Linked DNA regions of Homo sapiens: region 1 is linked to region 2. Evidence: chromatin loops called from intact Hi-C (ENCODE). Cell type or tissue: gastrocnemius medialis. All regions are shown on one strand. Links, peaks and the distances in the headings refer to the core of each region. The heading gives the core; the rest is flanking DNA. Region 1 overlaps LOC105374170 (a long non-coding RNA gene). Region 2 has its middle 300 kb from the start of MME.

Evidence for each region. Hi-C counts contacts between places; a loop is a spot of excess contacts. Peaks named below come from ENCODE experiments on the same cell type or tissue, not always from the same donor. Only the 100,000 strongest peaks of a DNase experiment are listed, where the experiment ranks them.
Region 1: it touches region 2 in a loop (3-fold over the local background); 1 of 110 quality-filtered maps calls a loop at or near these places.

Annotation. Positions count from the first base shown.
Region 1 is chr3:154,853,401-154,870,228 of GRCh38, reverse strand. LOC105374170 (a long non-coding RNA gene) reads left to right here. Exons shown (of 3, transcript XR_924602.1): 3 at 6,008-6,511. Among named protein-coding and RNA genes, the nearest start is that of MME, 220 kb to the left of the region's middle. In gastrocnemius medialis, for the core only: no CTCF peak of the experiment used is centred there; no DNase peak of the experiment used is centred there; H3K27ac peaks cover 324 bases.
Region 2 is chr3:154,775,898-154,792,725 of GRCh38, reverse strand. No RefSeq gene overlaps it. Among named protein-coding and RNA genes, the nearest start is that of MME, 300 kb to the left of the region's middle. In gastrocnemius medialis, for the core only: no CTCF peak of the experiment used is centred there; no DNase peak of the experiment used is centred there.

The DNA.
Region 1 (16,828 bases), core at 6,170-10,169, 74 kb before region 2:
TGTATTAAGCTGGGACTGTTGTAACAATATATTATAAAAACAAAATATTATATTTGCCATGCTTCCGTTTTCAGGCAGAAGGACTTTGTCACCCAAGCATTTACTAAGCTAGCATTTTTCAAGTGATGGGCCTTAGTAGGTCACAGCCACTATTTCTTTTTAAGTGGAGTACAATGGAATGGAAATAACTGAATAGAGCAAGAGAGAATAGAATAGAGAAGGATAGAGTAGAATAGAACAGGAGTGTATTCTATGTTGCAAAGGTAAATATTGCAGCACAACATTTTTATGTACAACATTTTTATATACCTAAAAATATGGGTATTGATATGGATATAGGTATTGATACAGGTCTAGGTATATGATGTGAATGTGTTTGTGTGCATGCTTATGCATACTGGGTTGCCATATATAAAATATATTTCATATGTGAGTTTTCAACAAAAATGTTCAAAATCCAGTGAACTAGACAGAGCAGTAACTAGCAGTCAATCGAAGAAAATATATTAGCAGAATCTAGTTTATGCAAACATTGCTATAGGAATCATCATTACAACACAAGAGTGACCTTGCAGTATCTTTGCTGTGAAAATGACAGTGAATACAATCCTCCCTAAGTTCTGAACTCGTTCCAATGTGCTTCAAAGTTGGTCACAAAAATGATGCTTCCTGTGGAATAACCCTTATCTGTCACTGTTCTCTAAGCATTGCTTCTCTCCTCTCATCTCTGCCAAGTCACAGCATTACCTCCATTCAGAATCTTGTTCAAAACCTACTTCTTCCACAGAACTGTGAGAAACTTTGTCCTAAAAGAAACAGGTTAGACCAGGTGCAGTGGCTCATGCCCATAATCCCAGCACTTTGGGAGGCCAAAGTGGGCGGATCACCTGAAGTCACTTTTTTATATACCTAAAGACAGGCCTGGCCAACATGGTGAAACTTCATCTCTACTAAAAATATAAAAATTAGCTGGGTGTAGTGGCAGGCACCTGTAATCCCAGCTACTCAGGAAGCCGAGGCAGGAGAATTGCTTGAACCCTGAGGTAGAGGTTGCAGTGAGCCGAGATTGGGCCACTGCACTCCAGCCTAGGCGACAGAGCAAGATTCCATCTCACACACACACACAAAAGAAGTTAGTTTATACCTTATTTGATTAAAATCTTTTTAACTTATTACTAGCTTTGTAGAAAGTTTGAAAAGTACAGAGGAAAAAATGAAATACGGTATAAAGAAGGAAAGGAAAAAAAAAAGCAATCCATGCCAATCCTATTAACATTTTAGGTAGGTGGAAATGGCCTCCAAAGGCCAAAGAAAAAAATTTTTTTTTTTTTTTGAGTTGGAGTCTCGCTCTGTTGACCAGGCTGGAGTGCAGTGGGGAAATCTTGGCTCACTGCAACCTCCCCCTCCAGGCTCAAGTGATTCTCTTGCCTCAGCCTCCTGAGTAGCTGGGATTAGGGGTGCCCACAACCACGCCTGGCTAATTTTTTTTTTTTTTTTGGTATTTTTAGTAGAGACGGGGTTTCACCATGTTGGCCAGGCTGGTGTCAAACTGCTGACCTCAACTTATCTGCCCGCCTTGGCCTCCCAAAGTGCTGGGATTACAGGTGTGAGCCACCGCACCTGGCCAGAAAAATTTTTATTTGAGATGTTGAAGAGGAATCATCATAATTCCCCCAAATCTATTCCATTTAAGGTTTAAATTAAATATAATCAATGTGAGCACAAAACTTCGATAATTAAAAAATTAACTATCACTTCTGAGTTATAAGAAGAACAAGGATTTAACCAAAAGATTACTCGTGATTAAAAGATATTTATGAGAGTTGAGGTAACTTACTAGTTTCATTAGTAAGCTGTGCCGGTTTCTCTTTGATTCAAAAAGTGTTTTCAAAGTGTCACAATAAGTTTTGGGTTGATGAAAATATGATATACACAGTGGTGAAACCTGATGAGGAATGACTGGAAAATGTGTGAAAAGAAAACATGTGAGAAGTGTTAGACTAAGTCCTTGAGAGAAAAACAGGAATGGGTCTGTAATCCTAGTTCAAGTTTCCACGGTCTTTTTCCTTGTATCTCTGCCAACCATCTTTCTAAATAAATTAATAATAAAGCTTGCAGGAATAACAAATGTTTTGCTGAAATGCTGATATATTTTTATTTCTCTATTTGAACATCATGAAAGTACATTTGAGTTTATGAATATTAACTTTCATGGCCTCATTCACGATCTCATCTTTGCGTCTTGTCCCCACATTTCTGGGCCAGACTTGGAGCTTCCATTAATGTCAAACGGAGCTTTGCCCTAAGGCAGGGAACTGAAAGGTTGTAGTAACAAAATGAGGATTTGTCCTACTGGGAATGAGTAAAAGAAAAGGAAGTTCACTTTTGTCAAAGAAAGCAAAAAAAAAAAAGCCTATAGAAGTTGGAATAAAAAATAAAACTTTTTCAGATATCTTTGTTGTTTGAGATATAAACCAAGGCTATGTTGAAGTTAGCAATTTAACTTTATTCATTTGCCTTTCAGAAACAGTGTCATCTGTAAGCAGTAGCATCCTGTGATCTCTGCAGTCTTTTCTGAAATATCTCTTCTTATCATGGGTCATGAAAACTTACGATAGAAATTTAACAAAACACTTACTGTTTAAGAAATTAAGATTCCATCTTGGGCTTTCCTAAAGGGAAAAAGAGGAAAAAAAGTTTCTGTGTACTTTAGCAATACAACCCATGCAGAACTGGAAAACGACTAAATAAATGAAAATAATTTTGTCTCTGTAAAAGACAGGGCAGAGCCAGCTTTTGGTTGAATATCTGTCAAAACTAATGAAAGCCTGTAGTAAAGGCAAAAAGAATCAACCATCTTAGTTGGCCATCAAGGTAAACATCTTATACCTAGGTGCTCACCTTATTTTCTATGAGCTTTGCATGAGATAAACTGCATTTCATCTCAGACAAGCCAAAAGCCCTGGAAGTCCCTGCCCAGCCAGACTCTTTCCAGGGAAAACACAGAAGCCATAATCTGTTGAACCCTTGCAATTAAGTCGAACCATTTGAAATTGCTGGTTAAGAAGTACTAGGCACATTAGATAAGTTATTGCTGTAATCCCTACAATTTGGCTTTGAGATAGGCACTACCATTCACATGAAGCTGATGAGAAAGGAGGCCAGGGAGGTAATGTTATTTGCCTAGGATAGGGTCACTTGGCTTGTCAGTGTTGGAGTTGGGTTCCAACAAGATCTGACTCTAAAGCTAGTGATGAGTTAGTTTATCAGGAAACAAAAAGTTAAAAAGACATTCCTGAAATATTTTCTTTTTTTTTGGATGGCCAAAATTAAAAGTGTTTTACTACGAGTTAAGGTAAAGAGGGGTTCTACTCTCCTTGGAAAGACAAAGGGGAAAAAATGGGGGAAAGCTATTAATAAATGTAAAGGATTAAAATAAAAATTCATTACTGCAATGAAGGACAGAGTTAACTGTGTACAAGCCATATGCCTGGGACAAAATAAAGCAGTAATTTGCCTCTTAATAAATAATAGCAAGATGTGCTATATAAATGCAATGGTACTTGGCATACAAAAGGAAATTTAGAAACTTGAGAATACAAGCTGTTGTATTAGAACCCTTTAATGGTGTCTAACAAATCAGACCCAAATTATAATTCTAAGATTTTTTTTTAAATCAGCCATAGCACATAAATACGTGATATGAGCTTTCTGAGTTCACTTATCCATGTGCAGATGTACCCAGGTCATACTTTTTGCAACCCCAAATGTTTGCTCTGCCCTCTAAAGGGCTTAGAGGAATTCATTCAGCCAGTTGGTTTATTATGGATAGCTCCTTCACTCTGAGATTTAGATCAAATATGCTGAAAAAAGGTGGTTTTCTGTCTTTGAGTGAGACTAGTACATATATGTAATAAACACTGAACTTTTTTAAAAAAAGGAAACATTCACTGAAAGGCAAACTTTCACTATATCTCTGCATAATTGATCCAGGCCACTTAGTTGAGTAAAATGTGTTCAGTTAGTCACTTAAGATGTGACACGTACCACTTGGAACAATCTAGAAGTGAGGTTAACAAGGGCCTCTGATTCACTCAGTGAACTCTGAAGGTAGAATGAAAAACATTTATTAAAAAATCTATTACTTTTGTCATTTTTAATGACTCAATTAAAAAACATTATTTCCTTTAAATCTACAGTAGGGATCCAATATACTCAACTAGGCTTTAAACAAAATAATGGTTATAAAAGTCTTTCTGAAAATATGAAAAAGTTAAAGCATCACTAACAGCAACCTCTCAAAATAAGATTAAACAATTCAAAATGCCACCAGTAAATAATTGTAAAGAAAATACAGTTAACTCTTAAGTATTTAGTATGTTGTAGGTTTTTAAAAAACTTTTTGCATTATCAGTATTCATCTCTTTTTTTTTTTTTGAGACAGAGTTTTGCTCTTGTCACTCAGGCTGGAGTGCAGTGGCACAGATCTCGGCTCACTGCAACCTCCACCTCCTGGGTTCAAGCGATTCTCCTGCCTCAGCCTCCCAAGTAGCTGGGATTACAAGCGCCCGCCACCACGCCTGGCTAATTTTTGTATTTTTAGTAGAGATGGGGGTTTCACCATGTTGGCCAGGCTGGTCTTGAACTCCTGACCTCAGTTGATTCACCCACCTTGGCCTCCCAAAGTGCTGGGATTACAGGTGTGACAGTGTTCATCTTTTAAGCTTCTTTTCCATTCATTTTCTGACTTTTTAATCACCTGACTGTGCCTCAAGAACCAGTCTTGGTTCAATGAACAGGCTGGATGAGAAAGAAGTTTTGAAACTGAAGTCAACGTTAGATAAATTATAATAATGAACAAGGCTGAGCTGGGATTAGCATCACTACCTCAGAGAAAAATTTAAGAAGGTACCAAAAAACTCAGAAATGAAAACAGTATTTTAATACAATATTTTAAAAAATCAAAATTAATGCAAAAATTCATGATTAAAAAAACAAAAATGTAAATAAAGACATCTTGTTTGTTTGCCTGACAGTCCTGTGTTATTATGCAACAGGAACAGTTGTTTCCAATCAGCTCACAATTCTCAGCCAGTGCAACCCTCTTGGCTTCTGCCAGGAGGATCTATGAAGGCTGACAATGATGTGTAAACTATTTTAATTGTAGAACTTTTGTTAACTTTCCCACTTGGTTCAAAATATAGGAGGATATTTTGTTAGGTATATGTAGATTCACACTTTTAATTTTTTTCTTTTTACCTCGGGCTCCAACATGGTTTCATTTAACACTGATAATGGAGTTCAATAAGTGAGTCCCAGGCAGCTGGAAATTCAGAATTCATCAGCATTTGCTTTTTGGTTTCAAGATGGACGTGGTTCATGTTCTGGGAATTTCCTTCATACAAAGCTAGAAGTTACTTCATGGAGACCTAAAAAAATTAAAACATATTCTAGTTTTTCTGTCAATATTTTGCAAGGCCAAGATCAATCTCAGCACTGTGCTAAGCAAAAAGATGTATAATTCCTAGTGTAATGCCTGACATGGATTAATTGCCCAATACGTGTTTGTTCTTTGAGCTCTGAAATTCCCACAGGTGGGATAAAAAGTTCTTTTAGTTGTAAAGTAGAAAGTAATAGTAATGATAAATAATAATAATTCAAATTTATTAATATTTTAGTCCTTTATTACACTGACTTCAAAAAAATTATCAGTATTATTTCTAGTCTGCTATATTTATTTTCAAGGCTATGAAAATCTTGCTTCCAGCTCTCAGAACACAAAATCAAGACTATATATCCTAGCTTCTCTCCCCTTTTTTTAGACAAAAAAGACGTGGCATCTAAGTTTCTTTGACATTCTTCCTTATCTTGATGTGTGAAACTCCTTGAGGTCAAGTTCAGTGTCTCGAACATCATAACTTTTTAGTAAATGCATATTGAATTAAATGCTATGAATCTAAATTGTGGCAATAGCCTGACTACCAGTTTTTGTTTTATTTTCATCCAGGTTTCAAGGAATGGTGGCTTTCATGTGCTTGGCTAATTCCAGCCTGAAAGTAGCACAATGCTTCATGTACAGATGATCAAAAGTACCTGGATAAAGCCAAAACTCAGGAAACTCAACTTGTACCATGCTGTATGGGATGCTAGGGAGAAGTTCAAAAGATTTCTAGGCAAAATAACCTTGTTGTCTCCCTAAATATGTTCCAAGTAGCCTGAATCCCTCTCCTACACCTTGTGAAAATCTTTTTTCTGCAATTCAATATCAAAATTAGAGAAAAATAGAGAGTAATATATTACAGAAAAAACAGAAATGGAAGGTAGCAGCAAGTTGTAATGCAGTTTCTACAAGTGGAAGATTAGAGAGGAATGTTCCATTCAGGTGGCTTGAAGATCCTCCTACAAATGAATTCTGAGTTTTTGGTGTTTCTTTCTTTTCCTTCAGTTTGTTAAATGTGCCCATAATGTTAAACAAAAAAGACCCAATAAAACAAAAATGGCAGAAATTTTCTATCTTGTATCAGGTGGGTAGAACACAGATTTGGGATGAAATATTTCTGCTGTCATTTGAGATACCACATAAGCAACAATCTCGAGCATGTGTTGCCTTAGAAACAAGTCAGGAAATAACGCCTAGATCAGGTAAGGTAGGATGTTTTCATATAGAGCATTCACTTTTTGGTTTTAAGGGGCATAGAAAGGTGACTAAAATAATTGGTTGAGAATACACACATAATTATTTTTACACAAACCCCAAAGTGTGCAGCTAGCCTCTGGAGAAGCAAAAGTCCAGCATATTTTGTTGCCTAAAGCTTAGTGGGATATTAATGTGCATGGTAAATATTCAGTACTTTTGAAGTTCGATTTTGATATTGGTTATCCTTATATGCAAATCTCTTAAAAACCATGTTACGTGGTTTTGAACTTTTTGCTCAGTAGGGAAATGTATATGTATTTTTTCAGATCAAAATAAATTACATTTTTCCTTTTCATTGTATGGTTATTAATAACCCCACACATAAAATGCATTCATTAATATATGAGGTGTAATATAAATAATAAATTCCTTACTGTTGTTTCTTAAGGTATTCAAAGCCTGCGATAAAGTACTATTCTATTTGCTCACTAAAAATTAAATAACTACAAACTTTATAAAACAGTGTTATACAGGAGAAAAATTTGGCCTTGTATTATTGCTTGTAGAGAGGTAATCTTGAAGTATATAGCTAAGAATATAGCTAGCTTAGTGTGTCTTAAAACATAAAGTTATTAGAGGAAATATTTCTGACGTGTTGACCTGGATTTTGAAAGTCATGGAGCCTTGTTTAAAAATGATATGTAGTGGCGTAGTTGGTATTACTGCTGCTCTAAAGGGGAAAAGAATTTTAGTAGCACTTTTTTGCTTGAAATACATTGAAATGGAAGGAGAGTCTGTGAGAATGACTGTAATAGCTAAGAATCATTTGCATTTTCTCTCAGCCTAGTTGTCTGGTACAATAATAGGTGTAGAGAATTTGAAAATAAAACCTTCCAGAACTTCTAGATCCTTTTGGTTTATCCACAATAGAGATGTCTGCACTGTTAATCCAGTGGAAGAGATATGATAGAGCTTTCTCAGGCAAGGGTGTCACTTCATGAAAAAAGAGAAATCTCAGGCTTTCCCATGTCATTAAAAGAGTCTCTGTGAAACTACTGACATTTAGCTTGGTATTCAGCTGGAGGTTGAGAAGTTGTCAATTCCCCAGATCAGTTTGAGTCATGTTAAAAATACTTTGGTATGTGTGGTTGGTTAACTGCAGGTGTTTGGCTATGAAAGTTGAGGAAGCACAAACATGCAGTTAGAACATTGTGGTTCACAATGATTTGAATGGGAGCTAAGAGAAAACATTGTTTGTGACCAATTAATTTATTTCCTTTTTAGAAGTGTCTCTGTGATGCCAAACATCTGAGTGAAAAATAAAAAGCACTAGAAAATCCTTTGCAAAAATTTTTTTCTCTTCATCCATCCAATCATTTATTCGACATTTCCTGGTTGTTTATAATACATATGGCCTTATCACCAAGGAGCTTAGAGTATAAAAGGGGAGAAAGTTATGCACATATACTATAATTGTTATGGAAGTTATAAAGATATTAGAGAGTGCCACAAAAGAGATGTAAACAAACTCTTATGCCTAAGCAGATTACTTAAACATAGCTGGGAGATTCAGGAATGCCTTCTGGACAAGATGACATTCAGTTGAGCTTTAAAGTGAATGTTTTCATTCTAGCTGGAGTTTGGGCCATATAACAGAGACACTTCGGTTGTAAAAATGCAGAAAACACAAGTAAGACTTAAATGAGGATATTGGAGAGAAGGGAAGGCACAATCCATTAGAACATGATGATTCCCATTCAAATCATATAATTGGAATATGGTAGGAACATTTTTGGTTAGACTGGAAAGGGAAAAAGAGTGGGGCACTTGCCCCAGAATGTGAGAAGGGATTGCCTCATAAAATTGGTATCCATTAAGCAATAGTCTGAGATGTAAAGTTGTAAAGGTAGCTGGAGCTGTAAATGTTAAATCAAGGATTAACAGTAGGCCAAAGAAAAAGAACTAGGAAATTTTGCACTGGTGAAGGCAAGGGATGATAATTAAGGTTTGGATTAATATAATAAGAATGAAGTTAGGAAAGGATATGTATTCTAGATCTGCCAATTGTAGAATCGGTGTCAGTTGGCATTCAATTTGAATGTGAGTACTGTTGATTTTCATGGTGCCATAAACCAAATTTATATGTCATGTGAAAGCATGTGTTCGAGGGACGAGAATATATTCAATTTGATGCATATTGAGCTTGAAGTGTAGGTAGACTACCAAGTGGAAAGGTGGAGCAGAGTTTTCATTAGTGCTGGGCTCATATCAGGATGGAATCATAGATCTAGGAGTTCTACAGCAGTAATAACAGAAACCTAGTGATTGTTAAGAGAGTATATGTTGAGAGAAAGGAGGAAAAAAGAGAAGATGGTCAAAATGTTTAATGATTTAAGTACTAGGACATTTGAAAAGATATGGATGTTTTATACATCTATACTACCTAAAAAGTGACTTGAATTTTTACTTTTCATCTACATGGTTTAGTAACATGGGGGCATTTATATTTACTTTTTTTGGTGATTTTAAATTTAGTATTATATGTGGAAAGGTGTGGGTGATTTCTAACATATATGCTTGATGCCACGGCCTATATACAATTATCATATCCCCTTAATTGGAAAAGTTTGAACAATCAAAGGGCATTTTTCTAAATGGCCTCCTCAACTGTTTTCTGTGTTTTGGTCATATCCAAACATATTTTGATATTTTGTATGTTTGTCTTCAGGCTTACTCATTAAACCTCTACCTGACTTCTTTATTGGAGACTTTCGCAAGCTGCTCTGAAAATTCCTTTTTGGTGAGCATTAATTAATATTGATTGTAGTTTTTATATCATTTGGATTTATTAGTACTTGGAATAAAGGATATTTTCAAACCCAAAGTCAGAAGGGTATTTGGATGCATGCAAATTTTTACATAAGCTAATACTTTCCCTTATTGTGCTTTGGTGTCATTCATAAAATTGTAGTAAATACTCTTATTATGTAATGTAATCTCATTTGGGACTATTTGTATACTTGTTTGTGGGTGCAAACATAAAGCAGGGTAACACACATATAGTAGGCATTTAACAAATGCTAGTTCAAGTTAAATCTAAAGTGGGTTAAAAAGGAGGCTGGCATTGGTACCTTAGAAATGTCAGTCTTGTCTAGCTCTGTAATGGAGTAATGGACTGATGGAATCATTATGACTCCCATGGTTAGAAAATAGTATTTTTGTAATGACAGATTCTTTATCTGTAGAAATATGCCTATACAGTTACAATGCAACCCCTATCAACAGACCAATGACATTCTTCTCAGAAGTAGAAAAAAAAAAGAAATAGAAACAGAAATAGAAAAAAACAATCCTGATATTTATATGGAACCACAAAAGATCCAGAATAGCCAAAGCTATCCTAAGTAAAAGGAACAAAACTAGAGGAATCACATTATCTGACTTCAACTTGTAATGCAGGGCTATAGTAAACAAAACAGTGTGGTACTGGCATAAAAACAGACACATAGACCAATGAAACACAACAGAGAACTTAGGAACAAATCCATACATCTACAGTGAACTGATTTTCAACAAAGGTGCCAAGAACATACACTGGGGAAAAGACAGTCTCTTCATTAAATGGAGCTGGGAAACTGGGTATCCATATGCAGAAGAATGAAGCTAGACACTATATCTTGCCATACACAAAACTCAAATCAAAACGTATTAAAAATTTAAATCTAAGACGTCAAACTATGAAAATACTACAAGAAAACATTGGAGAAAATCTCTAGGACATCGATCTGAGCAAAAATTTCTTGAGAAAGACCCCACAAGCACAGGCAATGAAAGCAAAAATAGGCAAATGGGATCATATCAAGTTAAAAAGCTTCCACACAGCAAAAGAAACAATAAAGTGAACAGACAATGCAAAGAATGGGAGAAAGTATTTGCAAACTATCCATCTGACAAGGAATTAATAACCAGAATATATAAGGAACTCAAATAACTTTATAGGAAAAAAAATCTGATAATTTGATGAAAAAATGAGCAAAAGAGTTGAATAGACATTTCTTTTTCTTCTTCTTTTTTTTTCTTTTCTTTTTTCTTTCTTTTTTTTTTTTTTTTTTTTTTTTTTTGACACAAAGTCTCACTCTGTTGCCCAGGCTGGGGTGTGGTGTCATGATCTCAGCTCACTGCAACCTCTGCCTCCTGGCTTCAAGTGATTCTCCTGCTGAGCTCAGCCTTCTGAGTAGCTTGGATTACAGGCACCTGCCACCACATTTGGCTAATTTTTGTATTTTTAGTAGAGACAGGGTTTCACTATGTTGGCGAGGCTGGTCTCGAACTCCTGACCTCAAGTGATCTGCCTGCCTTGGCCTCCCAAAGTGCTGGGATTACAGGCGTGAGCCACCTTGCCCGGCTGAATAGACATTTTCTTAAAAGAAGACATACAAATGGCAAACAGGCCTATCAACATCATTGATCATCAGAGAAATGCAAATCAAAACTACAATAAGATATCTTCTTACTCAATTAAAATGGCTTATTTCCAAAAGACAGGCAATAACAAATGCTGGTGAGGATGTGGAAAAAAGGGAAACCTTGAACACTGTCAGTAGGAATGTAAATTTATACTATCACTATGATGAAGAGTTTGGAGCTTCCTCAAGAAATTAAAATAGAGCTGCTGTATGATCCAGCAATCCCACTGCTGAGTATATACCCAAAAGAAAGGAAATCAGTATGTCAAAGAGATATCTGCACTTCTATGTATGTTGCAGCACTGTGTACAATATCTAAGATTTGGAAGCAACCTAAGTGTCCATCAGCAGATGAATGGATAAAGAAAATGTGGTACATATATACACAATGGAGTACTATTCAGTCATTAAAAAAAGAATGAGATCCAGTCATTTGCAACAACATGGATAGAAGTGGAAATTGTTAAGTGAAATAAGCCAGGCACAGAAAGGCAACTTTGCATGTTCTCACTTATTTGTGGTATGTAAAAATCAAAACAATTGAACTCATGGACATAGAGAGTAGAAGGATGGTTACCAGAGGCGGAGGCTCAGGATAGGGAGTGGGGATGGATTACTGGGTATAAAAAAAATAGAATGTATAAAATCTACTATTTGATAGCTCAACAGGGTGAATAATAACTAAAGTGTATATTTAAAGTAATACTGTAATGGATTGCTTGTAACTCAAAGTATAAATGCTTGAGTGGATGGATACCCCATTCCCCATGACATGCTTATTTCGCACTGCATCCCTTTAACAAAACATCTTATTTTAATCTTATAACACCAATCTCTGCCACTATCTTTACATCCTCTTTTTCTGTGTCTGTCTATCTGAACAATAATTTTAAGGGGAGCTGCTTACATGCTCTCAAGGAATGAATGAACCTATTATGTGAATAAACTCTGTTACCTTTCTCTGTAGGTAAATCCTGGAGACAAATCATAATCCACCCTCAAAAGGAATCACTTTTGGCTAAATGTCTTAATTTTGTCATGAAGCATTCCATACTATTCTTAAAAATTCAAAGTAACTAACTCAATGTTTAGTAAATGTTTCTCCTCTAATTAAAAACAAAGGAACTGAGAGAATGCTTATTTTAAGGGAAATTTAATTATGTGTTTTTGGATTATTTCTTTATTCACACACATGTTGTTTTGTGAAAACTCAAAGGAACTCGTTAAGCCTTTTGTCCTAAGAATAGGAAGTTCTATGTTGCCAAGTAGGAGTGCCAAGGGTTTCAAATTTTACTTAAAATTAAATTACAACTCATATTTGAGGAAGCTTGGCAAAAACCTGGCAACATGTCATCATTAGAAAACAAAAGCATTTTACAAACTGTGGATTTCTCGGTACCTAACAAAGTAATACAAAAACAATAGAGTAAACGCAGATGAAGACTGGGCTTCTTCATGACTGACTTCTGAGCCATCATGGATCTCTGAAAAAAACCTGGCAAATTGGGAAAAATTATTTTCTTGATACAACACTTCACCACACTTATATAAACATAATAGCTTACATTTTGTAAGTGTTTTCAGAGTGTCAGGTTCTTTGATACGGGTTTCATGAACTTAATGTAACTTAATCCTCTTAACATCAGTAGGAGGAAGATATCATTGTATATTCATTTCATTGAGGAGAAAGCTGAGCAAGAGAGATGTTAGATCTCTCCGCTTATGCAGCTGGTAAGAGGTGGGTTTGGAATTTGAACCTGAGGATCTCACATCAGAGCCAGGCTCTTCTTCAGTTATTATGATGAATTTGCACTAAAATACAAATGTATGTTTTCTAAGGAGAAAGTATGAATTGTAATGACCAGTTTAACCTCTCTCTGGTGAAAATTCTTTTTGATATCCCTCCAATTCAGTGTGGAATATTTAGTAGGCACAGCAAATTCTAAACTTTAAAAAAAATTTAATTTCTTTTCTTTTTTTTTTGAGACGGAGTCTCGCTCTGTCGCCCAGGCTGGAGTGCAGTGGCGGGATCTCGGCTCACTGCAAGCTCCGCCTCCCGGGTTCACGCCATTCTCCTGCCTCAGCCTCCCAAGTAGCTGGGACTACAGGCACCCGCCACTACGCCCGGCTAATTTTTTGTATTTTTAGTAGAGACGGGGTTTCACCGTTTTAGCCGGGATGGTCTCGATCTCCTGACCTCGTGATCCGCCCGCCTCGGCCTCCCAAAGTGCTGGGATTACAGGCGTGAGCCACCGCGCCCGGCCAATTTATTTTCTTTATACCTGTGATTCTTGGTCTTTTCTGGGTCCCAGACTGCTTTGGCAATTAAACAAAAAAGTTACATATTTTTCTATTTAAAAGAACATATACTTCTGAGGGCTCTGTTCGGTTCCATTGGTCTATATCTCTGTTTTGGTACCAGTACCATGCTGTTTTAGTTACTGTAGTCTTGTAGAATAGTTTGAAGTCAGGTAGCCTGATGCCTCCAGCTTTGTTCTTTTGGCTTAGGATTGACTTGGCAATGCGGGCTCTTTTTTGGTTCCATGTGAACTTCTAAGTAGTTTTTTCCAGTTCTGTGAAGAAAGTCGTTGGTAGCTTGATGGGGATGGCATTGAATCTGTAAATTACCTTGGGCAGTATGGCCATTTTCACGATATTGATTCTTCCTATCCATGAGCATGGAATGTTCTTCCATTTGTTTGTGTCCTCTTTTATTTCACTGAGCAGTGGTTTGTAGTTCTCCTTGAAGAGGTCCTTCACATCCCTTTTAAGTTGGATTCCTAGGTATTTTATTCTCTTTGAAGCAATTGTGAATGGGAGTTCACTCATGATTTGGCTTTCTGTTTGTCTGTTATTGGTGTATAAGAATGCTTGTGATTTTTGTGCATTAATTTTGTATCCTGAGACTTTGCTGAAGTTGATTATCAGCTTAAGGAGATTTTGGGCTGAGACGATGGGGTTTTCTAGATATGCAATCATGTCATCTGCAAACAGGGACAATTTGACTTCCTCTTTTCCTAATTGAATACCCTTTATTTCTTTCTCCTGCCTGATTGCCCTGGCCAGAACTTCCAACACTATGTTGAATAGGAGTGGTGAGAGATGGCATCCTTGTCTTATGCCAGTTTTCAAAGGGAATGCTTCCAGTTTTTGCCCATTCAGTATGATATTGGCTGTGGGTTTGTCATAAATAGCTCTTATTATTTTGAGATTCGTCCCATCAATACCTAAATTATTGAGAGTTTTTAGCATGAAGCATTGTTGAATTTTGTTGAAGGCCTTTTCTGCATCTATTGAGATAATCATGTGGGTTTTGTCTTTGGTTCTGTTTATATGATGGATTACTTTTATTGATTTTCGTGTGTTGAACCAGCCTTGCATCCCATGGATGAAGCCCACTTGATCATGGTGGATAAGCTTTTTGATGTGCTGCTGGATTCGGTTTGCCAGTATTTTACTGAGGATTTTTGCATCGATGTTCATCAGGCATATTGGTCTAAAATTCGCTTTTTTTGTTGTGTCTCTGCCAGGCTTTGGTATCAGGATGATGCTGGCCTCATAAAATGAGTTAGGGAGGATTCCCTCTTTTTCTATTGATTGGAATAGTTTCAGAAGGAATAGTACCAGCTCCTCCTTGTACCTCTGGTAGAATTCGGCTGTGAATCCGTCAGGTCCTGGACATTTTTTGGTTAGTAAGCTATTAATTATTGTCTCAATTTCAGAGCCTGTTATTGGTCTATTCAGAGATTCAACTTCTTCCTGGTTTAGTCTTGTGAGGGTGTATGTGTTGAGGAATTTATCCATTTCTTCTAGATTTTCTAGTTTATTTGCGTAGAGGTGTTTGTAGTATTCTCTGATGGTAGTTTGTATTTCTGTGGGATCGGTGGTGATATCCCCTTTATCATTTTTTATTGCGTCTATTTGATTCCTCTCTCTTTTCTTCTCTATTAGTCTTGCTAGTGGTCTATCAATTTTGTTGATCTTTTCAAAAAACCAGCTCCTGGATTCATTGATTTTTTGAAGGGTTTTTTGTGTCTCTATTTCCTTCAATTCTGCTCTGATCTTAGTTATTTCTTGCCTTCTGCTAGCTTTTGAATGTGTTTGCTCTTGCTTGTCTAGTTCTTTTAATTGTGATGTTAGGGTGTCAATTTTAGATCTTTCCTGCTTTCTCTTGTGGGCATTTAGTGCTATAAATTTCCCTCTACACACTGCTTTAAATGTGTGCCAGAGATTCTGGTATGTTGTGTCTTTATTCTCGTTGGTTTCAAAGAACATCTTTATTTCTGCCTTCATTTCGTTATGTACCCAGTAGTCATTCAAGAGCAGGTTGTTCAGTTCCCATGTAGTTGAGCGGTTTTGAGTGAGTTTCTTAATCCTGAGTTCTAGTTTGATTGCACTGTGGTCTGAGAGAGAGTTTGTTATAACTTCTGTTCTTTTACATTTGCTGAGGAGTGCTTTATTTCCAACTATGTGGTCAATTTTGGAGTAAGTGTGATGTGGTGCTGAGAAGAATGTGTATTTGTTGATTTGGGGTGGAGAGTTCTGTAGATGTCTATTAGGTCTGCTTGGTGCAGAGCTGAGTTCAATTCCTGGATATCCTTGTTAACTTTCTGTCTTATTGATCTGTCTAATATCACACATCTACAACCATCTGATCTTTGACAAACCTGACAAAAACAAGAAATGGGGAAAGGATTCCCTATTCAGTAAATGGTGCTGGGAAAACTGGCTAGCCATACACATAAAGCTGAAATTGAATCCCTTCCTTATACCTTATACAAAAACTAATTCAACATGAATTAAAGACTTAAATGTTAGACCTAAAACCATTAAAACCCTAGAAGAAAACCTAGGCAACACCCTTCAGGACATAGGCATGGGCAAGGACTTCATGTCTAACACACCAAAAGCAATGGCAACCAAAGCCAAAAGTGTCAAATGGGATCTAGTTAAACTAAAGAGCTTCTGCACAGCAAAAGAAACTACCATCAGCGTGAACAGGCAACCTACAGAATGGGAGAAAATTTTTGCAATCCACTCATCTGACAAAGGGCTAATATCCAGAATCTAGAAAGAACTCAAACAAATTTACAAGAAAAAAACAACCCCATCAAAAAGTGGGTGAAGGATACAAACAGATACTTTTCAAAAGAAGACATTTATGCAGCCAACACACACATGAAAAAATTCTCATCATCACTGGCCATCAGAGAAATGTAAATCAAAACCACAATGAGATACCATCTCACACCAGTTAGAATGGCAATCATTAAAAAGTCAGGAAACAACAGGTCCTGGACAGAATGTGGAGAAATAGGAACACTTTTACACTGTTGGTGGGACTGTGAACTAGTTAAACCATTGTGGAAGACACTGTGGTGATTCCTCAAGGATCTAGAACTAGAAATACCATTTGACCCAGCAATCCCATTACTGGGTATATACAGAAAGGATTATAAATCATGCTGCTATAAAGACACATGCACATGTGTGTTTATTGCACTATTCAAAGTAGCAAAGACTTGGAACCAACCCGAATGTCCATCAATGATAGACTGGATTAAGAAAATGTGGCACATATACACCATGGAATACTATGCAGCCATAAAAAATGAAGAGTTCATGTCTTTTGCAGGGACATGGATGAAGCTGGAAACCATCATTCTCAGCAAACTATCGTAAGGACAAAAAACCAAACACCTCATGTTCTTACTCATAGGTGGGA
Region 2 (16,828 bases), core at 2,761-6,760:
AAGATTATTCTTAGCCAAATACTGAAGCAAGCATTTAATATGGAAAGGTAAGAAGGTGTCAGTTTCATTAATTTTCTGGTTTTCTTTTACTTGGTAAATTGTATTTTTGTTCAACAAATTTTAACTATTAGCCACTGGATGTGATGCCCTATGTTGTACCAGTTAAATTATGGGATACCAAGATAGGTCAGGGATGGGCTCTGTTCCTAAAAATACTTAGCTGTAGGGCTACTCAGGAGGCTGAGGCAGAAGGATCACTTGAGCCCAGGAGTTGGAGGCCAACCTTGGCAACATTTAGAGATGGCAACACCCCATCTCTAAAAAGTAAAAAATAATAAAAACACTTAGCTCAGGTAAGAACCACAAATAAATCTATCGTTTGAAATGTTATTTTAAAAACCTGTTTTTATCCTGGTTATTCACTGGATATTTTTGTCTTATTGTACAGTGATTAAGCAGCTGTTGTCTAAGGGTACCCTTCATAGCTTTCTTGTTATACGTGTGAAGATAAGAAAGCTTGCTCTTAAAATTAGCTGCTTAGATATGAAGGAAAGACAGGCACAAGGATATATACAGAGCAAGAAAGTCGTATACTATAAATAGATAGGCACCCAACTCTGAAGCCAATTAAATGAAAAATTAATAGTAGTGCTTTGCAAACATGTCAAATTTCTAGGGTAAATCAATCTCCTTAAAGATGTACTAGTTATCTAGTGCTTCTATACAAGTTGTTTACATAGATAAGGAATTTGTGATAGTATTTTATGATTCTCTTATTTAAAAATTACTTTCTATGGTTGGAATGTGTAAGGTATGATTATGCATTTTGGGAGCAATTAAAGCTCTGCTTCATCATTACAGTGAGTCCTTTTAGACAAAACCATAAACAAACAGTCTAGTACTCTGTGGGAGACAAGGATATACATATCTGATTAATGGTTGGCATTAATGACACCTGGAATCCAAACAGTTGGAATTGTACCTCAGGAAATGCTTCAAGGACATGAGGAAGCACCATCTGAAGCAACACAGATGCTGATAACAGAGAAATAGTTACATCCTGGATGAAAACTGCAAATAGAGGATGTAGCTGAATTTAGATAGAAACCAGAGGGCAGAATCCAGACCAGGAAAGGGGCTAAAAGAGAACAAAGGCAGTGGGCCTGGCAGCCGGCACCTGGTCTCATGAACCATCTGTAGTTCTGCCTCTGTCTCTTCCTCTTAGAGTTTCTTGGATCTGGCCCCTTTGTAGCCTCCTGGCTTCCAAATGGAAGTGCCCTCTCCTTTGACCTCTGCTCTTACATATTTAACTGAAGCGTCTGCATGCAAACTCATTTAGGTTTTCTTGCTTGCTTGCTTGCTTGCTGCTTTTCTTTCTTCCTTTCTTCTCTGGAGAATGGGAGCCATGTTTCTAAAATTAAAAACAACAACAACAACAACAAACCTAAAATATATTTATGAGTACATTTTTAAAAATCTAAATATTTATTTCTGAATAGTGATATTTATACTGACAATATTTTAGTCAGCCAAGACTCATTTATAAAGAGGGTCTATTACTGTGAGCCCCATATGGACATGATGGTCATGGCAGGATTTCCATGGATATAGAGGTCACAGTTGCTCATCAAGTCATATGTTCAGAAATCTTTTCTGAGGCTCAATTTATTTGTATCTAAAGCAGAGCTGATACTATATTTTTGATGGTGAAAATGTATCTTGCTGAGAGCTTAGATTCTGAAATGACTACTTATGAAGAAATTGTTTATATGTAGATTTTTTATACTTTCAATATGTTTTCAAAATTATGCTCTGATATATCTTGGACATGTATTTTCTAGTCCTCAAAGAAGATTTATATCAAAAGGAAGAGAAGCACATAATCCTACTCATTATGGTTACTGAGGAAACAGAAAAATATAAAGTTACTTCGAATGACTCTCAGCTAAACCATTGCTTTGAAGACAGAATAGAAAACTTAAAGCAGTTTTCTTCAAAATATGAAGGACAGAGTGTCCTCATGGAGATAAATGGTACTTTTATTAAAAGACATGCATCCTACAAATAAATATTCATGTTGCTGATGAGCAGATGCATAACATAGCCAAGATCTCTTGACAGTCTCATGGGTAAAAATGTGGTTTCTCTTTTTTTTTTTTTTTTTTTTTGAGACACAGTCTCGCTCTGTTGCCCAGGCTGGAGTGCAGTGATGCAATCTTGGGTCACTGCAACCTCCGCCTCCCGGGTTCAAGTGATTCTCGTGCCTCAGCCTCCCAAATAGCTGAGATTACAGGTGCGTGCCACCACGCCCAGCTAATTTTTGTATTTTTAGTAGAAATGGGGTTTTACCATGTTGGCAAGGCTGGTCTCGAACTCCTGATCTCAAATGATCCACCCACCTTGGCCTCCCAAAGTGCTGGGATTATAGGCGTGAGCCACCACACCTGGCCCAAAATGTGACTTCTCTTTGCAAAAGAGTTAGAGAGATACTAGGCAGTAAATGTTAATAAAGCTGGTAAGAAAGCCTTTGTTGAAGTAACTCTTTGGTTAAGGGAGTTAAAGCTCAAAGTAAATGAAGAGTTCTGGAATCAATGAGGTGGACAAGCTTCAGGAAGACCCATAGTTACTTAGTTCTACTCAACAATTGGGTCATTCTATGCTATTTTATTGATAATAGGAAAATATTTATGACTTTATAATAACTTTAAAGAAATTTCTGTTATCTACATTTTAATACATAAGTCATTCAGTTTACATTGTAGTTTCTTAATTAACCATTGGAGGTCATGCTCCACTTGGTAGCAGCATACTTCAACTGCGATTAGTGTACGGGGTGTAGCAGGGGTGAGTCCCCATCTAAATCCCTAGGCATTGGCTGTGCAAAACCAAATTTATTTGTTCAGTCAGATGTTAACAAAAATTTATTTGCATTTATGCAAAGGCATTGGGGATACAATAATAAATAAGAAATCATAGTTTGTTTTCTTATAAAGAGTAGGAAAGAAAATCAAATTACAATTGAATTTAAGAATATCTAGATTCATGAAGAATACCTAATTCTGTTCTGGATGACTGGCACCCAAAGTGGTGTTTTTTGACATGGGTTGCAGTAAGATACAATGAAAGTGTTTTAAATGAGGGAATGGAGTGGTTGCATTTTTAATTTAAAAAGACATTGTTGGTTGCAATGTGGATAATAGAATAGAGGGTGACAAGAGGGCAATCTGAGATACCTTTTGTAGTTTTTCAGACTCTTTATGGTAATAATTTAGGATATTGATAGTAGACAAGGAGAGAAATGATGAAATTCAAGAATACTTAGAAATAAATCAAGAAGCTTTGGTAATTTATTGGGTGTGAGAGGTGAGGAAAAGAGAGGGTACAGGAAGGTTATTCAAATATTGGACACTTGAGTAGATGTTTTATCAATAAAGAGCTGGATCTGTAATCTAGAGCAAAAGTACAGATAACAGAGTAGTCATCACAGAAATGCGGTTACATAGTTAAGTCTATGCCAGAAATTAATACAAGGGGACTTGAAAAAGTTCGTGGAAAAAAGAGAATTAAAAGATAAAAATGACAAATATAAACATTATGTGACAACATAAGCTCCATCAAGGTCAAGACACTTTTGTACATGATGATACCAGCCATTTAGCTCATCCCTAAATAACTGAGGATCCTGGGAATTTAACCATGTCAATACAATCTTTTTAATATTATTATCTGAAGAAAAATGGATTCCCTTTACAGATTTTTTTTAAGATTAGAAAACAAAAAGAAGTCAGAAGAAGCCAAGTCAGGACTTTAAGGTGGATGCCTAATGATTTTCCATTGAAACTGTCACAAAATTGCCCTTGTCTGATGAGAGAAATGAGGAGTAGAATTGTGGTAGAGAAGGACTCTGGTGAAGCTTTCTTGGATATTTCTTTGTTAAAACTTTGGCTAACTTTCTCAAACAGTCTCATGATAAGCAAATGTTGTTTGGTCCTCCAGAAAGTCAACAAGCAAGATGCCTTGAGCATCCCCAGAAAACTGTTTCCGTGACCTTTGCTCTTGACTCATCTGCTTTTGCTTTGACTGGACCACTTACTTCTACCTGTTGGTAACAATTACATTGATTGTGCTTTATCTTTAGGATCTTACTGGTAAAGCTGTGGTTCATCTCCTATTACAATTTTTTTAAAACCGCTTTGGGATCTTGATTCCACTTGTTTAAAATTTCCATTGCAAGCTCTGCTATTGTCTGCAGCTGATCTGGGTGCAATGGTATGGGCACCCATCAAATGGAAAGTTGGCTTAACTTTAATTTTTTGGTCATAATTGTGTAAGCTAAACCAATTGAGGTGTTGATAGTATTCATTTCTGCTGTTAATCATCAGTCCATTTTAATTAGGATACAAACAAGATGAATTTTTCCTTAAAAATTAATGTGGATGGTCTGTCACTGAGGGCTTCATATTCAACATCATTTCAGGCCTCCTTAAAATGAGTAATCCGTTTATAAACTGCTGACTTCTTTAGGGCATTGTCCCCATAAATTTTATCATTGATTTTATCACTCTTCCCCACAAGCCTCACTGTAAATTTGATGTTTGTTCTTACTTCAATTTCAGCAGAATTTATGTTGTTCTGATAGGGGCTCTTTTCAAATTGATGTCTTAGCCTTCTTAGTGCCTTAAACTAGATCCTGTTCAGACATGTCATAAAAATTTAGTACAGGTTTATTCTGGTGCAAACAAATTTTGAAATCATGTATAGTTTTTTTTCTAGTACACATTTTCCATGAACTTTATGAAGTCCCCTTATAACCTGGAAATCTTTTCACTTTTGTCGGTTTTCAACAAAATTCTTCATAAAAGAATTTATTTATATGAGTTTATTTAAATACAAGTTATTTAGAAATAATTTGTAAGTTATCAAAACTAAGCTGGGTGCGGTGGCTCAAGCCTGTAATCCCAGCAATTTGGGAGGCCGAGGTGGGAGGATCACTTGAGGCCAGGAGTTCAAGACCATCCTGGCCAAGGTGGTGAAACCCTGTCTCCACTAAAAGTACAAAATAAGTAGCCAGACTTGGTGGTGAGCGCCTGTAATCCCAGCTACTCGGGAGGCTGAGGCAGGAGAATCTTTTGAACCCGGGAGGTGGAGGTTGCAGTGAGCCAAGATAGTGCTACTGAACCCCAGTCTGGGCAAGAGACTCTGTCTCAAAAAAAAAAAAGTTATGAAAACTATTAATCCGATTGTGTGTCTCCTCTAAATGGTAATACAAATCATATAAAAAGACCATTTATCATATTACTTTTTCTCAGTTTTCATTTATTTAAACATACCATTTTAAAGCCATGCATACTGTTAATTATTTAGATGATTTCATTATAAAAGGAATTCTAAAAGGGAAGTCATGAAGTATTTATTTAAAAACCACTTGTAATCTCCATGAATTCAGGCCCAAAGAAGTTCCATAATAACTATATATAAGTAGTTCGTAGAAAGATGAATTTGAGAGATAAAGACGCCCTGCCGTAGCTATTTTAACTTTCCCCGATTGAAAACATTTTTGGGCCAGTGTTGAGCAAATTATAGCAAATGAGCTTTCCAGTAAGGGGACTTAATTAATTTTAGTTTATAACATTTACAAGACTCCTTTTCATATATTTTACTTTAACCTATCATCAGTTTGCTTATGACTTCCTGATGTTTATCTTTGACTTATGTTTATCATTTGAACTCTAGACAAATTGTGTAGGGTAATATTTTAAGATATAATCTAGTTTTCTCCACAACATAGCTTTATAATACTTGCTCTTTCGCCAATTCTGTCATCATAATTTATTATCTCAAGGGAGGAATGATGCAACAGAGAGCAGAAGTAAATCTTAGGGCTTTTGGATTTCAAAAGCCTCTCTCTCAAGAGAGTATAGGGTAAAACTCAGAACATAAAAATGGACTTGAAAAAATATATGATTAATCAAAGAGCATAGGTTTTTCCATTCTGGAGAGTCTCTTTTAGCTAGGAAAGAAGATGACTTAGAAGGGAAGCAAAGAAAGCTGAGACATTGATTGCTCCCTGAGAAAGATCTTTGTGCCTTCCTCTCTCCCATTCACCTGACCACACACAAACCAGGAAAGTCTCAAAGCAGGGTCTAAATCCTAGAACAGAGAGACCCTGCTTCCTAAGCCCTCTCTAGACATAGAGGCCTATGTTACAAGACTTACTATAAAGCAACATTAATTAAGACAATGAGGTATTGATTTTGCAGATTTACAAACAGAGGTAATTACTTCAAATATTTAAGGGAAAATATTAAAGCCACATGGAAAGAGAATTTGGATAGGAAATTCTAATTTCCTGAGATTCAGTAATCCTGTTGTATCCTGCCCCTGTGGTTAGCTGAAAAAAGTTATCATTCAAAGGTCTAATATCCAGAACCTATAAGGAACTTAAATTAACAAGCAAAAAAACAAATAACCTCTTTAAAAAGTGGGCAAAGAACATGAATAGACACTTTTCAAAAGAAGACATATACATGGCTAACAGACATATGAAAAAATACTCAACTTTACTAATAATTAGAGAAATACATATCAAAACTACAGTGAAATGCCCTCTTACATCAGTCAGAATGACTATTATTAAAAAGTAAAAAAAAAAAAACAAAAAAACAGAGGTTGTGAAACCAAGATGCTGATGAAAATGTAAATTAATTCAGCCATTATGGAAAGCAGTTTGGTGATTTCTCAAAGAACTTAGAACTACCATTTGACCCAGAAGTCCCATTATTGGGTATGTACCCAAAGGAATATAAATTATTCTGCCATAAAGACACATGCATGCATATGTTCACTGCAGCACTAGTCACCATAGCAAAGACATAGACTCAACTTGCATGCCCATCAACAGTGGACTGGGTAAAGAAAATGTGGTACATATACATCATGGAATACTACACAGCCATAAAAAGAACAAGATAATGTCTTTAGCAGCAACATGGATGTAGCTGGAGGCTGTTATTCGAAGAGAACTAACACAGAAACAGAAAACCAAACACTGCATGTTCTCACTTAAAAGTAGGAGCTAAATGTTGACTACACATGGACACAAAGAAGAGAACAATAGACACCAGGGCCTACTTGTGGGTAGAAGGTGAGAGGAGGATGAGGATAGAAAAACTACCTATTGGGTACTATAATTATCATCTGGGTGACTAAATAATATGTACACCAAAGCCCCACAACACACAATTTATCTGTTGAACCAACCTGCACATGTACACTGAAACTAAAATGAAAGTCCTAAAAAGTCATGTTGCTGGGCTTAATGTTGTTTACACCCAAATGGGATCAAAATATCAATTTATGCTTTGACACTTAAAGGATATGATAAAGATAAATCTAGTGTTAAAGATCTGTGAATTCTTGAGAGGAAAAAAAAAGCAATGTAAATCCAGCAATGCCATGATTAAAACATGTTTTATTTTCTATGTATTTCTAGAAATAAAAGTTACTTACATGATTCTTCCATCTTGTAGTACAGTTTATGACTGAGTCATTTTACTTAAGTTAGTTGCTATAAGGAATCCACAGACACCTATAGTTTTACTGATTTCTTGAGTGACAGAACCATAACAGCTCAATCATAATTTTTTGGAGGAAGATAATTTTAAAGCATTGTCTTTCTCAAATGGGATAAATTTGAAGTCCAGTGAATGAAATTTCACAAAAATTACCATGGAGTTATTCAATATTGTATTGAAAGTCCTTATCAGTGTGATGAAATAAGAAAAAGAGATAAAGATATAATATTTGGACTTTCAGATGGTATGAATTTATCTATAAAAATCCAAAATAATCTGTGACTAAATTATTAAAGTTGATAGGTAGGTTAACAAGGCTGCTGGATACAAAGTCAATATTGGCAGAAATTGACTGTTTTTCTGATACCAGCAACAAACACATAGTTAAAATCTAAAAACAGTACTTTTATAAGAGCATAAAAACATTAATGCTTAGAAATGAATTTCACAAATGATGTGTAAGATCTATATACAGAAAAATATAATCATCACTGAAATAAACTACCACAGATCTAAATAAATGAGGGAAGGAGAGCTAAATAAATGAGATCTAATCAGTGTTAATGAATTGGAAGATTCAGTATTGTAAAGAGATAAAATTTCTCCCCATAGTGATTTAGAGATTTGATGCAATCCCAATAAAAATTCCAATAGGGTGTGTGTGTGTGTGTTTGTGTGTAAATTGACAAACTGATTTTAAAACAAATAGAAATGCAGAGAACCAAGACATATTTGAAGAAGAAAAAAGAGTCAGCATAGAACACTACTTTCCTGGATCTCAGATAATTAGGCTTCTATTTCTCAGACTCACTTTGAAAATGGCTTTAAGATTTTTATTTTGGCTGGGCGTGGTGGCTCACACCTGTAATCCCAGCACTTTGGGAGGCTGAGGCGGGTGGATCACCTGAGGTCGGGAGTTAGAGACCAAGCCTTACCAACATGGTGAAACCCCATCTCTACTAAAAACACAAAAAAATTAGCCAGGCATGGTGGTGGCCACCTGTAATCCCAGCTACTCTAGAGGCTGATGCAGGAGAATCGCTTGAACCTGGGAGGCGGAGGTTGCAGTGAGCTGAAATCACACCACTGTCACTCCAGCCTGGCCAACAAGATCAAAATTCCATCTAAAAAAAAAATAAGATTTTTATTTTAACTGTTTGAAATAGTTATAAATGTCCCTGAATAGGCAAACTCAGCCTTTGCTACAAGGAAAGATGAGATCACGAATTTGTCAATGAATCTGTACCAATAGCTGCTGCAATATTGCTTATTGGGAGATGTCCTTCCCCTTAGTGGTGGATGTATGTGTGCCCAGTGGATTGGTAATGTCTGAGAAGTAGCAAAAGTCCCACAGGAGAGTGTACCATTTAAGGATTTGTAGTTGTACCATTAGTTGTCACGTGTGTTTGAATCCCCGACTTTCACACTCACAGTTGATTTTAAGCATTTGTTCCAGAAAGTGTATCTCTGTTGCTGACTGATTCCCAGTATACTTGGCTGACTATGCAATGTTGTTACTTCCTAATTTTTTCTGCTTGTTTTGTCAAGCTGCTTCAGATTTGCTGTGAAATGTTTTCTGACACTCCTTCCTTGTTTTTGGTACAGGATACTCAGAATCCGTTGTGAAATCTAAAATGTTTGGTATCTGTAGTCTTGAGGAAGCTTATGGCAGAGATTAAACTGGCATATAACTGCAATACTTTCAAATGTAAATTTTGAATTAGCTTCTAATTATATAATGAGACATTTTGCTTTCTTTTCTTGAACTTACTTTTTTTTCAGCTTTATATTTTAATTTTTCTTCCTTACTGAAAGCAAATTAGTGATGTGGTGATGTTGTCCAGAAAGGAAACTCCCCATAGAACATGTTCTCCACTGACATCCAATACGGCACGTGAAACCACAGAAGCCAGGGACATTGTTAACAATATGTGCGAGAAGTCTGGCTTTAAAAAGTTGACAAAGTCATCCACTCTCACTATGGTTTCATGTAGCAGAATAAATCAAGAGCCAAGATGATTTGGGTTTCTATTTTCAGTGTATAATTCTGATCCTTGAGATGATTAAAACATTTATATAAAACAAACATCCAGACATTAAGTCAATGCAACTTTGCTGTGGTTGCAGTTGTTGTTGTTGTTGTGTCGTTAATGCTGGGAGAGAAAAGTTGCACATTAACATTTTCAGAAATCTAATTCTGTGCAAACAACTATGTAACAACATCGAATGACATCTTCCAATATCGTATTTGTATCATTGTGTTATCTCAAGATGTAGCATGATATAAACTCCCCGGGGTTTACCCCTAATGGTGATTTCTAGACACCCATTGGTATGGTGTTTCACCAGCCAACTTGCAGGAGATACAAGAGGGCATCTGAAAGAAAAGCAATTTCTGGATCAGAGTTAGAGAGGGTGTGGCAATTTTGTATTCTAGGGAGTAGCTGTCTAGTTTTTTTCTGGAGTGGAGTGGGTGGGAGGTGGGGAAGAAAGGATGAAGCCAGTTAGTGAAAAGGACTGCCAGCCATATAATAAAAAGTAACTTTAAAGAAGTTGTCTGCTTTTCTGTGCTAAAATTCATCAACTAGGCATTGATTCGGGAGATACAAAGGTGGGTCCTTTACCATTTGGGGTCCCTGAGAAGAGCTGACATTATGCAAAAAAAAAAAAAACAGAACATGGGAGTCTGAGCAGAACATAAGACCTTGTGCATCTTGAACAGAGCACCTCAGCACTCAGGAATGAGCTCAATAACCAGGGCAGAAACAGTCAAGACATTTGCTCCCGCACACATGTGTAGTGTGTGGTGCATAGCAGAAAAAGTCAAACGAGCAAATTATTGTTTGTTTCTGCTCTTCTGTTCCTATTTTTACTCCCAGACCAATATGACCTGGGGAATGCAGATTGCACAAAAATTGAAATATTCTCTTGGGAAAAAGCAAACACACTTTTCAACTTTTCCTTGGCCCATATTTTTGGTAATTTTTCATCTGCTTAGATAATGTTTCTTATATCAGAAACATCTCTGTGCTTCTCTGCTCCCTGTTTATTCATATCAGTCAGGCATAGTTGTCATGTAACACTTAATTCTAAGTCACATCCTCTATTACAATGTTGATAGTTTCAATTCATTCCTTCTTCTGTGAACACCAATTTTTGTTTCTTCTCCCTGTTAATTCCATGCCTCTGCCAAGTTATCAGATTTAAGGATTTTGGAGTCATCCAGGACTCCTTCTTTTGCTTCACTCTTTGCATCCCACACATTCCACCTGTCCTTGGCTCTCTTGCTTAGATATAGTCCACTCTCATGTTCTCACCGCCACCTGGATACAATTATGCTGTAGAATGCCAATGCACATTCCTTCCTGCAGGCACTCAACCTTCTAGCCTATCCTCTGGTAGCCACCAGAATTATGTTTGCAGAGTGCAAATCAGATTATGTCATTATTTAACTTAAAATCATCTACGGGTCTACAAAGAATATAGCTAGATTTCTGAAACTGGGGGTGGGAACAATAAAGAGAGGCATGGATGGCCTTCACGGACCTCTGTGAATCCTCTGGCATTATACTAAACAGGTTGTCTTATGAGCATTAACTATGTTTTTTTCATGAGAAGAGTGTCATAGATTTCAATACATTCTCAAAAGAGTCTATGCTGTGACATGTCCTCTCTTCCTCCTCCCAAAATAAAAGCCACTAAAACTCATCTGCGTGGTGGGCAAGATCCTTCCCAATCCAGTTAACTACAGTAGAATAGTGTAATGAAAGATGTGGTGGCATGGGAGGCTGAGGCCATTGTAAAATTGTGGAGTCAGGCAGTGCTGGGTGTCAGTTCTGCTTTGATCACCTGGTGTTGGAAATGCATTTTCTCTGAGCTTTATTTGGCCAATCCAGTAAATGGGATAATGTTTTTATTCTCACAGGACTATTTTGGGTATTAAATTTAATAACAGTGTAAAGTGACTGGGAAATAATAAGTACTCAGCTAATTATTGCAAATAATTCTTCACTACTATTAAGTCCTTGGACATTAAAAGATACGATTTGTGAAAACAGTACCGTCATAGTACCATCATCCTCTTTAGTGATACATCCCTCCGTTATCAGTTGGATTATCTCTGTTTCAAGTTACAGAAAGCCCCAAGTTACAAAAAGGAATATATTAGCTTATGTAGCTCAAAAAGTTTAGAAGTAGAGTGGGCTTTAGGTGCTATTTGTACTGGACTACTTATTTTTTATTATACTCTCAGTTCTGTCATTCTCTGTGTGTCAGCCTCCCCTTCAGACTAGTTTTCCTTATGGTGACAAAATGATTGCAGACTTCACAACCATACATCACAACATCCAGAACAAGAAGGGACATTTGTGTCCTGGAATTCCCAACCAAACTCTGGGATCCCTTCTGGTTTTGGACTGGCTCAGGCCACTTCCCTATCACTAAACCAGTCCTTGCAGGTAAGGTTACATCATCAGTCTTAAGTGTCTCCTAAACCACTTGTACCCCAAAGAAAATTCAGGGCCATGTAAATATTTAACAACCAGGAAGACATGAGCAACATCAATGTGAACATATACCAGCCCAATTAGAATGGACCCTGACTGTAAACAATGAGCATTCCTAAACTGGTGCTGCTAGCTGAGCCTCAGTCCTGCTATGAGGGGAAGGATGAATTTAACAATGGTTGGCTGAGGAGGCAGTTCTCAGGGATCCACTGATCACACCTACTCAAGAATGAGCTAATCCTCATCATCATTCAGATCATCCTCTGCAGCTAGAAAATCAGAATTCAGCTTGTGCTATGTGCTAATGAGCTTCACCTTGAAAACAAGGTATGTAGAAAGAGACGAAAAGGCAACTATCAGATTTCCCATTCTCTAAGAAGGAAGAAATCATCAGAGAGAAAAATACACACTATAGTTTTTGACTCTAAAAACGTTTCTTACAAAATTCTACTTTAAAACTTTGGGTTAGTAATTTTTACTACTCATACAGCAGAAACACTTAGAAAATGCATTATTTGATCTTAAATTATTTCAACTCATTTTCAAAAGTTTGGCAATTTTTATCTAAAATGATCTTTCTGAATCTTTTGTTTTAATAACAGGAAGAGCAATTAACAAACACCATTTGTCATTCTTTAGTTTTATTTCATATAAAATTATTCACAAACCACTTTTCAAATCCAATTCTGGAATTCAAACTGTATAATAAAACAAAGCTTCATGTTATGCTATCTTGGAAACATAACTGGGTGACTTTGTTTCTTCTTTGCCTCTCAGTTCTATTTTCCTCAGCCATGAGTCTGGAAGCTCTCCAGACACCAACAGGGTGGGGGAGTTGTAACACGGGGTTGGCATGTGAACCTCACCACAAATTATTCAGGGATACGTCAAAGTAATAATGTGAGTGTGCTGGAATATGGGAGTGAGGGGGAAGAGTGGCAGCTGTTCCTTAAACCTATGTAGCTGGTTTTTTTTTTTTTTTTATCAAATTTAAAAGAGAATGTACATCCTGATTAGTTGCTTTGGAATCCCTGAATAAATTTGAAATTGGGAAAGGGCATTAACTTATTCCAGTGGTGTGGAGTAAATCTGTTACTATTGTACTTGTATCCAAAGATACAGTTACCCAGGAAGAGTTAGATAAGAAGAATAGCCTATTTTAGAATATCACACTAAGGGCACAAATCATTGTCTCATTTCATTCATTCATTCATTCTTTTCATTCAAGAAATTTTTATTGAGTATGTTAGGTGTCAGGCAGTGTTCTAAATCTTGATGATATAGAATGCACATAGCATATAACCAAATATACAAAGTACTTGCCCTCTTGAAGCCTGTATTCTAGTGCACGGTAGGAAAGAAACACGATTTAAAAATCTCAAACAAATACAAAATATATCAGGCTGTAATAAGTGAGATGAAGAAACACCAGCAGAGTTAAAGAACACAAAGAGTGATGGAGGGTGGACTGATATTTGTAGAACCTCAGGGAGACCTGGAGTTTGAGTACAGAATAGGAGAAGAAGCCCTGAGGAGTATCTGGGCTAGAGTGTCCAGGCCACAAGGACAGAGGGGATTCTCATTCTTCACAGAGAAACCTCCCCACAACCCTGTGACAGGTATAGATGGGTCATTTAATCTCCAGGAGAGAGGTGAGGAAACTGAATCTCAGAGAACTGTGCAATCGTGCTTTTTGTCTCCTAGTCCTTTGTCTGGAAAGCACACGTGCTAGACAAGTGCTTTTTAAGCATTTCAAACTTTCTTTTTAATTGAGATGCTTTTTTCAAATTAAATTTTATGCAGAATCTCAGTTTGTGAAATAATAAAAATGGAATTGCTCTGGAGGAAGTAGACAGAAAGAGGCTTTTGTGGGCTTAGCCCATGCCTCCACCCCAGATCTTGTCCACTCCTGGGTCTTGCCCTGAAGAATTTGTGTATATCTCAAAGCTTCCAAACCTCCCATGCATGCTTTGCACTACTCACTACTCCATACGTATCTCCCATGGTCGGTGGAAAGAAGGAATTAGGAGAGTTGGTAGTAAAGTAGGTAGAAGGAAAACCAAAGAAGCAAGGAAGATTATGACAAGATAAATCATCTCCACATGCTCATAGACTTGAGAAACAGCTTTTTATTTCTTTCAAGATCCAATTAAATGTTTCCTCATTTTTGAAGAGAGGGAGCCTTACATATATTGTTCCACAACAAATTGGCCCCAAAACATAGTGATTTGAGACCATAAATATTTATTATCAGACAGTTTTCATGGAGCAGCAATCTGAGTACAGCTTAGCTGGATCTTCTGGCTCAGGGCCTCCAATGAGGATGCAATCAAGGTTTCATTCATGTCATTTGGGATTGCAGTCAGCTCAGGGCTCAGCTAAGGGAGGATCAGCTTCCCATCTCACTCGTGGTTGTTGCTAAGATTTGATTTCTTATGGGTTGTTGGACTGAGGGCCTTAGTGTCTTGCTGGATATTGGCTAGGGACTCTCTCAGTTCCTTATCACAGAGGTGTCTCCATAGGGCAGCTGACAGTGTAGCAGCTGGCTCCCCTCAAAACAAGAAAGCAGAGAAAGACTCAAGCCCAGCCCGCATTCAAAAAGAGATATGAGTACCACTCACAAGGTTGTGAGGACCATGAGACAGGGATATTGGGGGACATTTTAGAGATTGCCTATGACAGGGAGGAAAACACAAAAGTAGGAGTTACATAAATTTACTTAATCCTCAACATGCTTAATCTTTGCAATATGCCTTTGGTCTTTTTGTACATTTTTCTTCCTTTCCTCATAATAAAGGTTTCTGTTCAAACTTTCCTTGCTTATATGATTATTTGTAATTCTAAGTAAATACAAATAGAAATACCAACTATAGGTATTATTGAAATCCTTCACACCTCTTCTGACATCCCACGTAAAGCCTCAGTAAATTTACATCAGTAGTACTCACATGCTAGTTTTGTGGCCAACAACCCATAAGAAATCAAGAAGAAAAAAATGTGCTTTCCCATTTCTGTGTTTAATAATCTACATCAATTTGTCCTTCTGGCATTACCTATAAAATGATGAGGTTGATATGCTGAAGGAGTTTGTCCACTTGTCTGCATCTTCACTAAGCTGTAATCTCCTTGAGGGTCACTCTTGTACCCACAGTGTCTGTCACATACAAGCGCTCTGCAAGTGTAAGTCAAATGAGCGATGCAGCAGTGGCTCCCAGAAACCAGAGAAAATTCTGCCACCATAGCCCCATTTTAACAATTTTTAGAAAACTTATTAGCATCTTTATGTGATAACATACTTCAAGGAAGCATTTGAGGATTTATATACTTGCTAACATTCCCCCCAAATTCTGGACGTCAGATATCAGTTCCTTTAGTTGGTCCAAAAGTACAGCTTAAGAGCTCAGTGAATAGAGTCCAGGAGTTACTCTAATAAATAACATGTCTTCTGTGCCTAGGTACTGGGAATAAAATGTGAAGACGTCAGGAAGACAGAGTAGAGGACCTGCCATCCAGAAATGCAATAGAAGCATTTCTAAATGGTTTTCCTTAGTTTACTACCTATGTTATGAGGATTGTGTGGCTTTGGCTGGAGTCAGAAGATTATGATTGACGTCAACAGCAGAGCTTTTGAAATGCTAGAAGCAGGCAGGAGAAGAATCTGCAGGGAGGGAGCATTAAGGAACTGAAAGAGGTTCTGAAGCAAATGTGTCACTCTAATCCACTTAATTTTCTTCTCTTTCCCGTCTCTCCTAGAGAGGGGTAGGTGAGGGGACTGTACCTGGTAGACTTCAAAGTCTTGGATTCTGTTTATTATTCGGCCATGCTATCAGCCTCTTTCTGTCTCTTTCCAGGTATTTCCTGTTTCTTTATTTTAAATTAAAAGACCTTAAGGGGTGGATTATTGAGATAGCAGGGATAACCATCAGTGGCTAAACTTGGCTTTGCCCTCCAATCACGTGATCCCCCACCTCCCTTGTTCCTGCTGTGACCACCTGCCAGGCACAGGGTTTATTCAAAGCATTCTAGTACCTGACTAGGTTAGAGCTACTATTTTCTTTTTTAAAAACAATAATTTTTGCAACATTTTTAAAAGCAATCAGGTGCAATACATTGTAATCACCTATTCTGCAAAGCTTACCCTAAACAACCTCCAGCTGACATAAACGATCTTCCTCCCCCTGCCCTGGATGCCTCCATCACAGCACTCACTACACTGCATTGTCCTCACTAATTTACCTGTCCCTCTCCCCACTAGGCTGTTGCTCTGCAAGCTGTGGATTCTACAGGTATGTACTTTGGTGAGCTGCTAATTGGGCAGAGGCTGAATACAAGCTGACCTCCTACTTGAGCCAGTGTGCTGTGACTGTTTATTATTTGATGGTGAGGATTGTATAGTATTTACAGGCAGAAGACCTAAGTATAAGGCATGCTTCTCTACTTGGAATTGTAATCTTGGTCAGATCACTTAACTGTGTCTGAGTTTCCCAATTTGTATAATGAAGATAATAATAATAATAGAAGAACAAGAACAACAAGAAGAGGAGGAGGATGAAATAACATCAATCAGCACAACATGCTTGCTTTTCCCTTGTGATGTAGTTGTTGTGAGGACTGAGATAATGAAGATTGTGCAACTAACTACTCCCTAAACTATAAAGTGCTGTGCCCACTTTTTCTGCCAAGAGCCTCCTTGGGGAGCAAACACAGAAAGCAAGGATTGACTATCTGATCAGAGGGAGTCTGAGATGT